3 separate regions of the Mus musculus genome follow, and regions 2 and 3 are each linked to region 1. The links are chromatin contacts, found by POLR2A ChIA-PET in ENCODE. All regions are on one chromosome and are shown on one strand. The core of a region is the stretch at or near the end of the contact, and the rest is flanking DNA. Distances in the headings are between cores, read along the strand shown.

Region 1 (3,112 bases), core at 415-2,914:
GCTGTCAGGAGTTCAGAAGAATGGCTCTGAGGGTGGCTTCCCTGACAATGAGCCAATTAACCACCCCACCCCACCCCAATCTGCACGACACAGGCGACTTAAATTCTTTCTTTGAAAAGTTACTAGGCAGTACCACAGGAGCTCTACAAACATCTTGGGATGTTTTTACAGACGGGGTAAAAATCCAGCTATTGCTGTGCTGGAACATTAACCATGTGGGGGGCAAAGTCAAATGTGGTGGAAGTTCAATTCCTTAAAATTGGTGCTCTACGGCTTGAGTTTTAACACTAACCAAAGGTCACTCTCAGCTCTGATCCACAGCCAAGTAGAGAACCCGGGAACCACCCTGCAACTTCCTTAACTCAAGAAACGAGCTGAGAAATGCTGAGAGGCCTTCCCTAGGCACAAAGGGTTACCACCGGTGCAGTCTTCAGGCCACTTCAAGGGATTTGGGGGATCACCCCCCCCCCCCAGCTAAGGGCCAGCTTTCTGCCGGCAGGCAGGTTTCCAGGGAAACCCTGAGTAAAAGTGCATCTTACCACTAAAACTGAGTTCTCGAAGCTTTTCCAACACAATGGAGGGCTCCTTCAGGACATCCTGGAAATCTGCAATCCTTCAAGGGCAGAAAAGGAAACGCCAAGGTAACAGGCTTAATGACCACTCTTGCAGCCAGCCCAAAGATCTTTCACTCCCAACGGTCTCCAACTACCAGCTTAGGGAAGTGGACAATACAAGTTTCTTCCTCTAAGATCTGCCATGTCAACGAAAAGCCATGAGAGGTATTCTAATCCAAAGGGTTTGAAGTGAGAACTTAACATTAAGCACTGTCCACTGTTAGCGAGCTGGCATTTCCTGGGCACTTGCTGCGGCCAAGCCCAGCCCACAGCACACCACTACCCGAATTCACACAACCAAGCTTCCTGCAACCAGGAGTAATTGGATCCACAGACAACAGACTTGTACAATCTCCCCATGGCTCCCGAAGCTCTTGGCTGGGTAAAGGGGAGGGGGCACAGACTTCTCGGGCCTGCCCTCAGGCAAAGACAAAAGACTAAAAATTAGTCCTGGAGTGACCAGAATTTAGCGGGCGTTGCAAGATGTGCCTGGGGTGGGGGTAGGAGGTGGATTTAAGAGGCCAGATTGGAGAACCTGGATCCCCTGGTGTTTCTCATGAGCATGGAGCACAGGGACAGGGGCATTTGGGGGCGGGGGAAGGTGCGAATCCTAGAGCGAGGAAGCGGGGAGGGTAATAGGGGGCTGGACAAGGGAGACACTAGGGAAAGGGGTCCCGAGTGAGAGAGAAAGAAAGGTGACACTGAGGTAAGAGAAGCATCTCTGCTTCTCGCCTCTGCCACACAGGCAATGAGACCGTAAGGGGGCTCGCCGCCGGGGGAGGGGGCTGTTCTTGGCCGCACATGCGCTGAGCAGCTCTCTCTGTGCGAAGGCCCGGCCTGGACGGAGCGGTCTGGGTGCAGTCTTGACCTCAGGTCTCCTTACCGGCTCTTGTGCAGACTCGACATGGTGTTGACTTCCGGACTCCCGAGCTGCTTCTGCAGCCCCAGCTGCCGCCACCGCCACCGCCCCCCTCCCTCCGGGGACACGGGGCGCTGGGCAAAAGCCTCCGGCAGGAAGCAGAACTTGGAGCGTGCGCGTTCCGCGGGGGCGGGGCCGCGCTGGGTCCGCCCAAGGGTCACGTGACGGGGACTTCTTTAAGGCTAGGCAAACCGTCAGTTGAGCGTCAGGACGGCGTGACTGTCAGTGATCCCGCTGGCTATGAGTCTCCCGCCCTCAGTTTCTGATTACTGAATACACTTGTCTATCTCTCTCACTCCCTGTCATTAACTGCGGTACAGTTGTTTGGTTGATTGAACTAGTTGTTTGAACTAGACTTAGTCTCCGGTGTGGTCTCATTCAATGTCGAGTCCTTCCTTATGGAAATGACCCTGTTGCTCAGTAAATACCTCTCGGAGGAGCCGGAGGAGTACAGCTCAAGGTTTCCTTGACTTTGGAAGTTCATAAACTAGAATTCTGGCAAGCCTGGCGGTGGTAGCTCACGCCTTTAATCCCAGCTAGAAGCAGGAGGATCTTTGAACTGACCTACAGAGTTCCAGGACAGGAAGAGCCACACAGAGAAACTCTGTCTTGAAACTCCTCCCCTCCCCCGCACTCCCATCCCCAAGTAGAATTTCTGTAATTGCACAATTTTAAAGCAATAGAAAATGAAAAACAGGAGCTAAGGGTGTAACTCAGTTGGTAAACTCAGTTGTGAGTGTGAACTTAAAAGAGCAACTATGAAAATCATTGGCTAGCATGCACGAAACCAGGTTTCAGGTTCAGCACTCCTTGTAGCTGGATTTGGGGAAACATGCCAGTAATGCCAGCATTTGAGAGGTGGAAGCAGGAAGATCAGAAGTTGAAGGTTCAAGAAGTTCACTCTGCTAGAAGTGAATTCGCTGTTGATGCTCCAGGGAATAAAGCACTCACGTGAGCGTGAGCTCTGGCGTTTGGATCCACAGAATTCATGAAAGAGCTGCCAAGAGGGGCGGGAATGTGCAAGGTTTAGACGGCAAACAGACTCGCTGGACTACCTTCAGTGAATAAAGGGGAGAGCCATCAAGGAAAGCAAATGGCCTTTAGGTCAGGGCCCCTATACACACGTTATTGCTACACATATTTGCACACACAGGCACACAATTTCTTCTGTAAATTATGTGTATGGGTGCTTTGCCTGCATGTATGTCTGTGCACCACTTACCTGCCTGGAGGTCAGAAGAGTGTTGGATTCCTGTGGAACTGGAGTTGTAGATAGTTGTGAGCTGGGAAATGAACTAGACCCTCAGAAAGAGTAACTAGAGCTCTTAACTTCTGAACTATTTCTTCAGTACCCCTCCCACACACACACAATGTTTTTTTTAATTTAAAAAAGAGAGCTGGGGGCTGGAGAGATGGTTCAGTGGTTACGAGCACTACTGCTCTTCCAAAGGTACTGAGTTCAATTCCCAGCAACCACATGGTGTCTCACAACCATCTGTAATGAGATCTGATGCCTTCTTCTGGTCTATCTGAAGACAGCTACAGTGTACTCATATACATAAAATAACTAATTAAATCT
Region 2 (3,112 bases), core at 384-2,883, 120 kb before region 1:
GGAGGTGTGAGACAGGTGACTGGTTGTGACAGACAGACAGACAACTAGGATCAAGTCAGTTTCTGGCTGTGACTTCCATTTCACAGTACTTTTTAACTTTGATTTCTGGTGGAAAGTTGAGCCTGTCAGTTCATGAAATATATCCAGCCTCCTATCGAAAGACGAGCTCAGCTGTGCTGCCCAGCAAAGTAGTGGTCAGGGCCCAAGACGCAGAGGAAGCAGCCCAGGCTCTGAGCAGTAAGACCTGGTAGCTCCCTTGGAAAGGAGACGCTCCTATCCATTCACGGTATCCACCTGCTCCCATCCCATCTCAAAGCACATTCTGGGTGCTATGTAGCCCTTAGCTGGGCTCTGTGAGGGTAATGAACATCCAAAGTGTACCCCACCTCAGGCCAGGTGTGGGCTGATCCCAGAGGAGGCCTGGGCCTGAGAGTGGCTTGTGTAGAGGACAACCCTAACAGCAGGGGTATTACAGGCGCAGTTTGAACTGGCATGGTCTGCTCCCCTCCCCCTCCTGAGCCAGACCAGATGCTTCTCTAGCACACAGTCCACAGCACACAGTGAGTAAGAAACAGAGGCACTCTCACAAAGAGAAGGGTGGGAGTGGGCAGGGATGGGTGTGGATCTGGGTGTGGTAAACCAGCAGTTTCAGGTGGATGTGGCTTGGGTAGAGCCAGCAGGGTGGCCCCTCCCACTTCCTGCCTCAGGGAGGGACTGGAGCTACAGGGAGTGGTGAGGTGCTGTACCCTCCAGCAGCCCAGGGGGCAAGAGAAGTAAGCACCCACACTGGGAGCAGCTCTCCATGCAGAGGCTGGGAACCGGCCCAGTCCAGACTCCACTGTGCTGCCCATGGCGTTCTCGGCTAGCTTTGAGATATGATGAGATAACTACCATAAATGTAACCATTGTGTAACTCCTGTGTCTGGCCAGTGCTGTGAGGTAGAGCTGTGGCTCAGATGTCCCCACTAGCTACTGCACAGCCTTTTTGTCTTACACAACAGAAACTTTGTCATTAAGTGCCTGCCCATCTCCATGGACCCCATGGTTCTAAGTCTCTCTGGGATCATACAGCACTGCCCTGCTTAAGAGGACACTGGAGTAACAGGCGGTTGTAAGTCACTTCATATGGGAACCAAATGAAGGCGCAAGAGCCTTAGCCACTAGGCCATTTCCATCTTTCTTTTCTTTTTTTTTCCTTTTTTCTTTTTCTTTCTTTTCGGTTTTTCAAGACAGGGTTTCTCTGTATAGCCCTGGGTGTCCTGGAACTCACTCTGTAGACCAGGCTGGCCTGGAACTCAGAAACCCACCTGCTTCTGCCTCACAAGTGCTGGGATTAAAGGTGTGTGCCACCACCGCCGGGCCTTTCTTTTCTTTTTGAGACATGGTTTCACTATATAGTTCAGATTGACCTTAACTCAGCAATCCTCCTGCTTCAGTTTCCTAAATGCTGGGACTGTAGGTATGCAGCACACACTCTGCTTCTTCCCTAAGGTTCAATATTACCCGCCATGCCCATTTTACACACGGGCATACATGCTCAAGACAGACTACACACCCAGGCACAGTGCAGCCCAGCCAATCCACACCCGGGCCATTCCAATGAGGAGACCTACCTGGCAGCTGTCCTGGACGTGCCTGAGTGAGAAGGGAGAGCAGTGGAAGGATGAGAGAGGTGCATGAGAGGAGGACCTTTCTCTGCAGGCTGTCTAGCTTCTCTGTCTGGAAGGAGTACAGACTCCAGGGAATGTGCCAGGGAGTGTAAAATATGGGTAAAGGATCTGAAAGGCAAGTGACAGAACCCAGTCTTCTGCCCCTCCCCAGACCATTCAACAAGACTGCAGTGGGAAAAATACTACCTCAGTTTCCTAACACAGTCAGGCTACCATGAAAATATGGTGGGACTAAGGCCCTGAGCTCTGCAGAGGAGCAATAGACTGGGGCCAGGCTGGCTCTGCTGCTCTCTAGGAGAGTGAGCTAGGCAGATGGCTTTCCCTTTCTGAGCCCTGACTCCTTCCTGACATAGTGCCACGTTTTAGGCCAGAGCCTGGGGCTGGGGGTGAGGGGAAGGGGAACGAATAGACACCCCACCCAGTGTAGTAAGCTCTCCAGCACTTGCTACTGAAAAGAAAAGTCTGTGGGCGCAGTCACAGAGGAGATGAACAGAGTAAGAGACTAGGGTGAGAGAGAGACAGGGTCCAGCACATAGGAGATGGGCAAGTGGCCAGTGGAATGGGAAGGAATGGGCACTGTCAAGGAAAAGCTGGCCCAGAGCACGGAAGGATATGAAAGTGTGCTCCTCTGTACCAACCGCAGCGAGGCTCTCCATGGAAAAGAGGAGGCAGAGAACTAAAATGGAAGCTTAGGTTTCTAATCAATATACACTTTCTTCTTGGTTAGAAAACTATATGGAGGGCCTGGAAAGATGGCTCAGCAGTTAAGAGAACTGGCTACTCTTTGAGAGGACCTGGGTTCAATTCCCAGCACCCACAGGGCAGCTCACAGATGACTGTAACTCCAGTTTCAGGGGATCTGACAACCTCATACAGACATACATGTAGTCAAAACACCAGTGCACATATAATAAAAATAAATAAATCTTAAAAACAAACAAAATTTTTTATGGAGCCCATGGTCATGGCTCAAAGGGCAAGTATTTGGCCAAGCCCTGGGTTCCATTCTGAGCACCAAAAACCTCAGAGCATAAGATCCAAAATACATTACAGCCTTAAAGAAGGAAAGGGAACAGCTGGCAGTCAGGTGTGAGGATCAGGTGTTCTACAGAGCTCTGAGACGGAGTTCAGAAGGCAACAGGGAAATAGGTCAGGTCGGGTCTCTGCCCCAAGAGGTGCAGAGCTTGGAGACACTCCTAAATGGAGAACAAGGATGAAAGGGGGTGAAATAGACGAAGGGAAGGCGGAAGAGGCTGTGCCCTCTGTGCCCTGCCACACTATAGCCACCGCTTTGTTTATTTGTAGGAAAGGGCTTCATATAATCCAAGTTGCCCTGAACACTGCTCTGTGGCTGAGGATGGCCTTCAGTTTCTGGTCCTCCTGCCTCCACTGCTCCAGTGCTGGATAGTAGGCAGGTAGCATTACACCCAGTTTACAGAGTA
Region 3 (3,112 bases), core at 370-2,869, 72 kb before region 1:
GCAGTAAAGCACCTAGAGCCAGAAAGGTGCAGACGCTGTCCAGGCCACCTCTGCACTGTCTCCTCAGCCGGGATCCAGACACCTGGCTGAAACTGAGCCACTACTTGTTCATGGTTAAAGAGCCAGAACTGAGGCTGCAGGCTCGCCTGCTCCTCCAGGATCCCACTTCCGGAAGTGTACCTCAGGCAACATCGTCCATGTGGGTACCTTCTCCTCTGGACTACCATGGGGCTGTCCTAACAATGCTCAACCCTCAGCTTCTATTCCTGATGTCTGTCTCCTCTCAGACTGCAGTGCTGAGGAGGCCAAGGACACATTTCCCAACATAAGTCCCAGTCCAAGGCCAACCATAAAGACAGGGCAGGTGAAAGAGCCCAGGGATGGCAAAGAGGTTAGTATATGTATCCCACCTAGGTTCCTCTGCGGTCCCCCCACAAAACCTGCAATCATTTTTGCTTCCTCCCTTGAAGCTCCTTCAAGCAGCAAGTCAAAAACCCAGCCACCTGCCCGGATTCCTGATTCACAGGGCAATCCCAGAAGCCCCCACTCTCTACAAAGGCCACTGAAGTGTAACGAAACTGCTCTGTAGCAGGTGTCCTCAGCAGACGAAAACCACTGGGGAGGTGGTGGGTCACAAACGTCTCTTGGTCTCCTGCCTTGTCCTCTACAGACCCTGGGAGACAAGAAGGTCCAGAGTCAACACCCAAAACCCAAACAAGCTATGGAACTGGGAAAGCAGGGAGTCAAGCCACCCCAGTATCTCCTCACAACACTAGCCTCCAGTCCCTGCTTCCCCTGGACTGCCACAGGGGAACCTAACCTTCACCAACTGTGTGGCCAGGTCACTTCCACTGTCCCAAGCCTCGGAACATACTCTTATCCTCCTTATCCTCCGTCCCCAGCACAAGAAGCAGACCTCCTGCCCTTCCTCCTGCGCTGTCTGCTAGTCTGTGTGCTCCAGAGAGCAGAACAGTCAGCAGGGGTTGAAGGTTTTGCTGCCACCTTTCCAAGGCAGAAGGTCTTTGAAACTTTCAGGTCCTCCATTCTTTCCTTCTCAATTTAGCTTCCAATTTCATTGTCCCCTGGCTTCCCAAGCTGTGTTCCTTCAGCCTGGACGCGTCATTGCTGACCTCCAGCTCTTCCAACCTCACCTCCCTAGATCTGTCACTCCTGCCCAATGCATACATGCGACGGGCTAAACCAATAGGAGAATCGGTCTTTTCCAGCCTGAGATTCCAAAGACCAGGGAATAGTCCCGCAGATCAGAAAGAGGGAGGGGTTCAAGGAAAGAGTTCGGCACCAAGTACTAGGGGAGCCCGGGTGGAACCTCTGGGAAGGTGCACGTGCGCGGAGGGGCGTGGATCTGCAGGGACCGCGGCGGAAACTCGGGTGAGAGGTGCGAGCGGAGGTCGGGCCCGCGTCATTGGATTCAGGGAGGTGACAGCGCGTCCCTTTCCATACTCGACCCACTCACCAAGGCCCGCTGTTCTCGGCCGCCACGCAGGCAGCCCTAGTCCTGGGTCTGGCTACCCACAGCCAGTCGCGCCGTGGGTCTTTGGCTCCTTGTTTTGTTTGTACCGCTTCTTAGGTCTCCGCCCCGGAAGTGATGTCACCGAGCGCAAATGCTTGGGGATCCTAGGCTGTCGCCCAGTCTTTAAAGGGCACACAGAGCTTCGCACTGCTTCTGACAGTTCTCTTGAGCTAAGCTGCATCTGGGCGGAAGTAGCCCATCTAGGGCTCGGCCTCTTTAAAGGAACAGACTTCTGCAACCTTGGGAATACGTTTGGGGTCGCGGGTTATTGGACAGAGCAGCGCTATTGTTTGCTGAAGCAGGTCAGTTCCTGGTTGCCGTGCGGGGTTTCATCTAGATCGTGTGTTGAAGTTAGCTAAGGTTTGCGAGTGCTGTAGCTCTTTGATCCATGTGCTCCTGTTTGTATGTGATGTGTAGCTTCTCTGAAAGAAGGATCTATCCCCTGAGAAAAACTTGCACACGCGGTCTTGGCAGCTCTACACTCAGTCACAGAACCAGTTAGACTAGTTCTCTCTGCACCCACGTCCACTCTCCCAAGGTAGTCCTGGCCAAGAAGATGCAGACTGCGCTAACGGAGAATTGCCTGCAGAGCTAGCGCCAATAGTCTCTGTGGGTCCTTCTGGGTTCTGTCGGTTCCCGGGCTGCACGGCAATTGGATTCATGTACTAATGTGGGACAACTTCCAAGATAACTTAGGTTAAAATAATAATAATAATAATAATAATAATAATAATATTTTTTAAGTTAATGGGACAGAAAGAATAGCCTTCAGTCCTACTGAAGCCTGCTATGGTCAGATGTGCAAAACCCATGTTCTACCAGGCATATCACAGACATGCCACATGACCTGCAGGAAAAATGGGGCTGAAAGAGGCTGAAAGAGAGGGTGAACGAAAGAGAACAGGGCTGTCCCGCGTAGGTGGACTCCAAGGCTTACAGTCCTCCATAGACCTGGAGTATCATCTATGAACAAATGTGACCACAATGGTAGACACCAGGTGGCCCCGCTGGTGGGTTCACCGTTTTATACACACCAGTTCTGTTTACCAATGGGTGAGGCACAGAGTTTGGAAAAGGATTCCCACAGATGTTCACTCCCCTCCCACCCGCAGGAGGGTTTGAAGACACCAGGTCTCTCCCTCTGCTTCCTGGGAGCCTTAGCACTAATTTTTGGATCTCCTGTGTAGTCGACCTAGTAGGGAGCTCAGGGTCTCACAGCCAACAGGACACTGTTTCCACCCTATGTTTCTGTGAGAGCAACAGACAACCTGGCAGTCAGTTCCTGTGCTGAAAACTTTTTTTTTTAAGATTTATTTATTATTATATCTAAGTACACTGTAGCTGTCTTCAGAAGAAGGCATCAGATTGCATTACAGATGGTTGTGAGCCACCATATGGTTGCTGGGATTTGAATTCACGACCTTTGGAAGAGCAGTCAGTGCTCTTAACCGCTGAGCCATCTCTCCAGCCCTGAAAACTTTTTTTTTTAAGATTTATTTTATTTATTTTATGTAGCTGTACAGATGGTTGTGAATCTTCTTGTGGTTGTTGGAATTGAATTTAGGACCTCTGCTCGCTCCA

The links. ChIA-PET counts read pairs that join two places held with the same protein, here RNA polymerase II (POLR2A).
Region 2: POLR2A ChIA-PET joins it to region 1 with 10 read pairs in embryonic stem cell. The contact joins the enhancer-like site here to the promoter of Tbc1d13 in region 1. POLR2A ChIA-PET finds 5 or more read pairs at or near these places in 4 of 5 experiments (Patski and embryonic stem cell).
Region 3: POLR2A ChIA-PET joins it to region 1 with 16 read pairs in Patski. The contact joins the promoter of Kyat1 here to the promoter of Tbc1d13 in region 1. POLR2A ChIA-PET finds 5 or more read pairs at or near these places in 3 of 5 experiments (Patski and embryonic stem cell).

Annotation. Positions count from the first base shown.
Region 1 is chr2:30,132,298-30,135,409 of GRCm38, reverse strand. Tbc1d13 (TBC1 domain family, member 13) reads right to left here and starts at 1,664. Exons shown (of 12, transcript NM_146252.3): 1 at 1,498-1,664; 2 at 540-613. The coding sequence starts at 1,520.
Region 2 is chr2:30,249,443-30,252,554 of GRCm38, reverse strand. The region is part of intron 2 of Lrrc8a (leucine rich repeat containing 8A VRAC subunit A); the gene reads right to left. Among named protein-coding and RNA genes, the nearest start is that of Lrrc8a, 13 kb to the right of the region's middle. Within about 2 kb of position 1,633, at least 1 of the 3 ENCODE cell types and tissues checked has a DNase peak (open chromatin) inside an H3K27ac peak, as active enhancers do.
Region 3 is chr2:30,204,354-30,207,465 of GRCm38, reverse strand. It overlaps Kyat1 (kynurenine aminotransferase 1), which reads left to right and starts at 1,619. Exons shown (of 13, transcript NM_001356474.1): 1 at 1,619-1,833. Gm31201 (a long non-coding RNA gene) reads right to left here and starts at 1,617. Exons shown (of 2, transcript XR_374214.4): 1 at 1,475-1,617.